Linked DNA regions of Homo sapiens: region 2 is linked to region 1. A link is a loop called in an ENCODE intact Hi-C map of the cell type or tissue named here. Cell type or tissue: CD14-positive monocyte. All regions are shown on one strand.

Region 1 (2,500 bases):
CAAGGTCCTTGCAGAAAAGAGGCAGAATCAGGGCTCAGAGAGAGAAAGGACAAATCAAGCTCACACAGCCAGGGAGAACTGCGATTGGAATCCGGGGCTCCCGCCTCCTCTAGCCTAAAGATGCTGACTACTTTCTTGGTCACAGACCACGGTGGGGATATGATGCAAGCCGCAGGCCCTCTTCCTGGAAAAATGCGTGCAGGTAAATACTTAGTGCACAATCTCAAGAGATTCAAAGACTCCTTGCAGCCCAGTCTAGGACCCCAGGCGAAGGTCTCTTCAGTGGCTCTTGAGTCAGTTCTGCCCAGAGATCAGAGCCACTAGAGTTCTGCCTAGAGTCAGGCGAGACTAGAGAACTGGGGTCCCGTGGGCCCCGCCTGCACCCCTTTGGAGGAAGGCAGCCAGGCCGAAGCAATCGGGTTCATAGTGGGGTCTTGGGAAGGGCCTGGCTCTGTGCTTTCTCACACGTTGAGCGCTGACGGCACACGCCTGTCTGATGATGGCTGGTCCAGGCTGCAGCATCTCTGTGGCTCACGGCTCCGTGCTGCCCCTTCTGCGCCTTCCTCGCCGTGGTGGCTGTCGGGTCCCTTACGTTTCAGGGACCATCCTGAAAATAAACAGCATGGGAGAAATCTTCCTGCAGGGAGCCAGGAGGACGCAGCGGCTCAGGGATTCAGGCATGCCAGAGCTCAAATCCCGAGTGTCACTTCCCAACGGGGCCTCCTAGACCCTCCCCCTGGACTTGCTGTGAGGGAGACAGGAGAGCTGTGTAAAGCCCAGCAGGCGCTGGCTGATGCGTGGACCATGGCGACCATTGCTGCAATTTTTTTATAATCAGAAATATAGGCTGGGCGCGGTGGCTCATGCCTGTAATCCTAGCACTTTGGGAGGCTGAGGCGGGCAGATCACTTGAGGCCAGGAGTTTGAGACCAGCCTGGCCAACATGGCGAAAACCCATCTCTACTAAAAATACAAAAAAAAATCCAGGCATGGTGGCGGCGTGTGCCTGTTATCCCAGCTACTCAGGAAGCTGAGGCAGGAGAATCACTGGAACTCGGGAGGCGGAGGTTGCAGTGAGCCAAGATCATGCCACTGCACTCCAGCCTGGGTGACAGAGCAAGAGTCTGTCTCAAAAAAAAAAAAAAAAAGAAATAAAGAAGTTGGATGAGCGTCACCTCCACACTCCAATCTTGCGTGTTGACATCTTACCTTTGGGATGCCTTTACAAATAAAATACTTGGTAAAAGTGTCTTGTATTTGGACTCTGTAGTGCTGAACATAGTGTGCGTATGTGTGTGTGTGTGTGTGTGTGTGTATATATATATATATAAAATGCCAATATAGTTAATTAAAATACCACTTAATGACTATTGCTTCTGGCTGTTATGAAGTAGCCAGCATAGATCACTACGTAGACAAGCTGGGTAAAATACGAATGCTCTTTTTGAAGACACTGGTGAGCAGCTGAGCCAATCGGGACTCAAAGGGCTGAGATCTCAGCAAAAGGGGAACCGCGGAGAGATGAGCCAACGCTGTTGCTCGCTTTTCATTCAGGGGATTTCCCAACTCCTGCTGCAAGACAAGAGACCATAAACACCCGTGAAGAGGAAGGGAAGCCAGCGGAGTTTCACAGGGCTGACACTGGAGTTTGGACCTGTCAAGGTAGCCAAAAATTGAGTGGCGATCTGAAGATCCTGGGGAGAAAGGTGGTGAAAATAAGTGAGTTTGATGCTCAGAGGTTTCCCTTCTAGCTGTTTGGTGGATGAACGTGTGCAGAGCAAGAAGCTAAGAAGCCCAGAAGAAAGCTACTGAGGTGTCAGAATTTCTAGAGTGTCAGGTAGCCCAGAATGAGAGCTTAGGACTTGCCAAGGAGGAGAAGCTCTAGAAGACGCTCCAGGCTCTCAGCCGGGATGCCAGGAAGCTTAATCGCTATGAAAGGGAACCAGAGGTATAGCCAAGCCTTCACAAATGTCAAGGAAAACCAAGAAACAGGACCCAGAGAAAAAAAATGATGACAGCAACAGCCCCACAGACTGCTCAGCTATTGGTAGCATCACAGATGGGCTTTCAAATTATTATTCGAGCAAATGGATGATAAAACAGAGAATTTTGCTAGACAACTGGAATCTATTACAAAATGGAAATTCTAGAAAAATGCAATGATTAAAATTAGAAACTTAATAGACAGGCTTAACAGTAGGCTAGGAAATAGAGTTTTAATAAAGTGAAATGATAAGTCAGGAAAAAAACTAGGAAGAAACAGAGTGAGTAGAAAAGGATAAGAAACAGACAGAGCATGCCATACACATGGGGTCTGGGGAGCAGCTCCATCATGCAGGTAACAGGAATTTTAGGAGGGAGAGAGAGAGAAAGAGAAAGAGAGAGGATAGGGAAAAAGCAATGTTTGAAGATAGAATGGCTGAGGATTTTCCAAAATCGATGAAAGAAAACAAACCCCAGATAGAAGCTCTCCACAGGCTAAGCAGGCTAGGTCCAGGGA
Region 2 (2,500 bases), 130 kb after region 1:
GTTGAAACCCGTCTGTGACGTGGCCAGCGGTGTTGAAATAAGTGCCTGTGCATTTCCCAACATCCTGCCAGCCTGGTGCAGGACTGGGTGCCAGGCCCAGCCTGGGCCTCCCTTGTGGGGTGCTCAGGCCCCACTTCCCTCCCTGGGGAGGGGAGGAGAGGCCACCTCGAGGGAGTGACGTCAAGGCAGGGTGACATTAGTCTGGGCCCACGGGATCCTTGCTACTTCCCCATTTATGGAGGGGAAACTGAGGTGTGGAGAGGGGTGAGGATGGGTTTGAAGCCCGGCCATCCAGTCTCAGTGCCGCTTGTAGAGGCAGAAGGGCGTAGGGAGGGAGAGGGAGAGCCAGGTAGGCCGAAGGCGCCTGGCAGTGTGGCAGGACACGCGCCCACTGGGGAGGTGGAGGGCCGCAGCCAGGGCCTCAGCTGAGGGCCTCCTGGATGCTGGCTTTGCTGTTGGGGCTGGAGCATGGACCCGTCCTGGGCCGATTATGGGAGATGGTGTGGAGTGGGGGCCGCAGGCGAGGGTCCCTCTTCCTTTGGCTGGAGGAGGCCTGGCCCTGGGACTGTCCCGTGAGGGGAGACAGTGGTTGGACCCATTGCAGAATTGATTTGTTATCACTGGGTTCCAGGCACACGGCTTAGAGGGCATCACGGAGGCCTCCCCGTCACCTCAGAGGGCATCACGGAGGCCTCCCCATCATCTTATGGGGTGGGTGTTATTAGGCTTAGTTTAGAGGAGACAGAGGATCAGAGAGGCCCACTGACCCGCCTTGGGGCCCCCAGCAGGCAGAGGAACTGTGTCCAGGTGCTGGACTGTGAGACCCTGCTCTTCCCGGGACTCTACCACCTCAGAGGGTGGCAGCACAGGGCCCAGCAGGGCGTGTGCTCCTGTGGGGCAGGCGAGTCCTGGCTCTGCCCTTGTAGGCTGTGTGACCCCAGGCGGTAGCTCAGGCTCTCTGGTCTGGACTGGGCGCGGAGCTGCTTGAGATCTGGAATCTGGCTTTCTGGTGAAGGGGCAGCAGGAGAGGGGCTGAGACCCAGCCTTCCTGGTTGCAGAGCTGCGGTAGGCCAGACCCTCCTGCCTGCTGGGTGGGGCCTGGCATTCCAGGAACCTGTGGTCAAGCCTGGCCTGGGCTGTGGCGTCTGCCCCGGGTTCGTCAGCAGGGGAGGGGCCCTGGAGACCAGTCCGTTATGGATGAGGAAGCGGGTGCCCAGAGAGGGTGAGGAGCTGGGCTGGGCCACACAGCCAAGTGGCCACAGAGCTGGGGGTGGTCAGGAGCCATGCTTTCTGGTAAGGCGGAAGTGTCTGGGGCCCGGGTGGGATGAAGGACTCGGGTCCCAGAGACCAGCCTTTGGTGCTGTTCTTGGGCTAGGAATGGCAGTAACAGGAAGGGCATGGCCACCGAGACGCACTGAGTTATGGGCACCTGCCGTCTGCCAGGAACTGTGGTCCACGCCCGACTGTCTTTAACAGCTCTGTGCCTGCTGCTGTGTGCCGGGCCCTGCGCTCAGCCCTTCTCGTGTGTGGTCTCCAACCCTGTGTTTTCCCAGGCCGTTGGCCCATTTTCCAGATGAGAATACTGCGGCCCAGAGAAGCAGCATTGTGTGCTGCGGTCCTTGGCCACGAGGTGGTGTGGGTTTTTTTGACCCAGATCTTCCTGTCTATCACCCTCCCTGGGCCTACCTTCCTTATGGTAGACACATGTGCAGGTCTGTCCCATCCCCCAGCTATCCACAGAGAGGCCAGGGTTTGGCATGGGGAGGTGTCGGAGCCTACTGGGTTGTAGCTGGAGGGAGGTGAGTGGCACCTCCCACAGGAAGCCCCCCTTGATGTCTCCTCCACCTTGCCACATTACCAGCCGATAGCCAGGTTCCTGGAAAAGGCTGTCTTTCTGACTCTGGACTGGGTGCCCCTGGGCAGGGCCCACCTTTGTTTTCTAATTTATTTTAATTAAAAATTTAAAAATTAGAGACAGAGTCTTGCTTTGTTGCCCAGGCTAGACGTGAACTCCTGGGCTCAAGTGATCCTCCCGCCCCGGCCTCTCGGGTAGTGGGGACTTCAGGAGTGCGCCACCTCACCTGGCCTCCCAGCCTGGTTTTTCTCTGCCTGTTTGTAGCCCTGGGTTCGACGGGGGAAGCAGTCGCCTGATGGGCAAGTGCTCTCTGAGTGGTGCATGAAGGTGGCTGTCCACGTGGCTGTCTGTGGTGTCGGTTAATCGTCACGGCTTCCGGGAGTTAAAGGTGAGGGTGCCATCCCCTTTCTGGGGACAAGGACGTTTAGAACCAGCGAGGTTGAGTCAGATGCCCAAGGCCCTACCCAGCCGAGAGCGATGCAGCCAGGACTCAAACCCAGATCCGCAGGCGGCGGCCGCTGTGCCCCAGTGGAGCTTGAGCCTGGGTGGTGGTTGGCACTCACCACCTGTGGGATGGATGAGGAAAGGCCAACCTGGTGGTCACTGCCACTTCCGCAGTGTGGGCTGCTCCCGGCCTGAGGGTGG

The links. A loop is a pair of places that touch in the nucleus more often than their neighbours do. Peaks named below come from ENCODE experiments on the same cell type or tissue, not always from the same donor. Only the 100,000 strongest peaks of a DNase experiment are listed, where the experiment ranks them.
Region 2: a loop joins it to region 1, with 3 times the contacts of the local background. A loop is called at or near these places in 1 of 110 quality-filtered maps.

Annotation. Positions count from the first base shown.
Region 1 is chr9:134,242,442-134,244,941 of GRCh38, forward strand. No RefSeq gene overlaps it. Among named protein-coding and RNA genes, the nearest start is that of LINC02247, 52 kb to the right of the region's middle. RefSeq lists an enhancer at 1,498-1,617. In CD14-positive monocyte, no CTCF peak of the experiment used is centred here; a DNase peak (open chromatin) is centred at 1,530; H3K4me3 peaks cover 697 bases; H3K27ac peaks cover 796 bases.
Region 2 is chr9:134,371,888-134,374,387 of GRCh38, forward strand. All of the region lies in intron 1 of RXRA (retinoid X receptor alpha), which reads left to right. Among named protein-coding and RNA genes, the nearest start is that of MIR4669, 6.3 kb to the right of the region's middle. RefSeq lists an enhancer at 814-1,339. In CD14-positive monocyte, a CTCF peak has its summit at 1,548; DNase peaks (open chromatin) are centred at 114, 1,174 and 1,624; H3K4me3 peaks cover 1,958 bases; H3K27ac peaks cover 2,500 bases.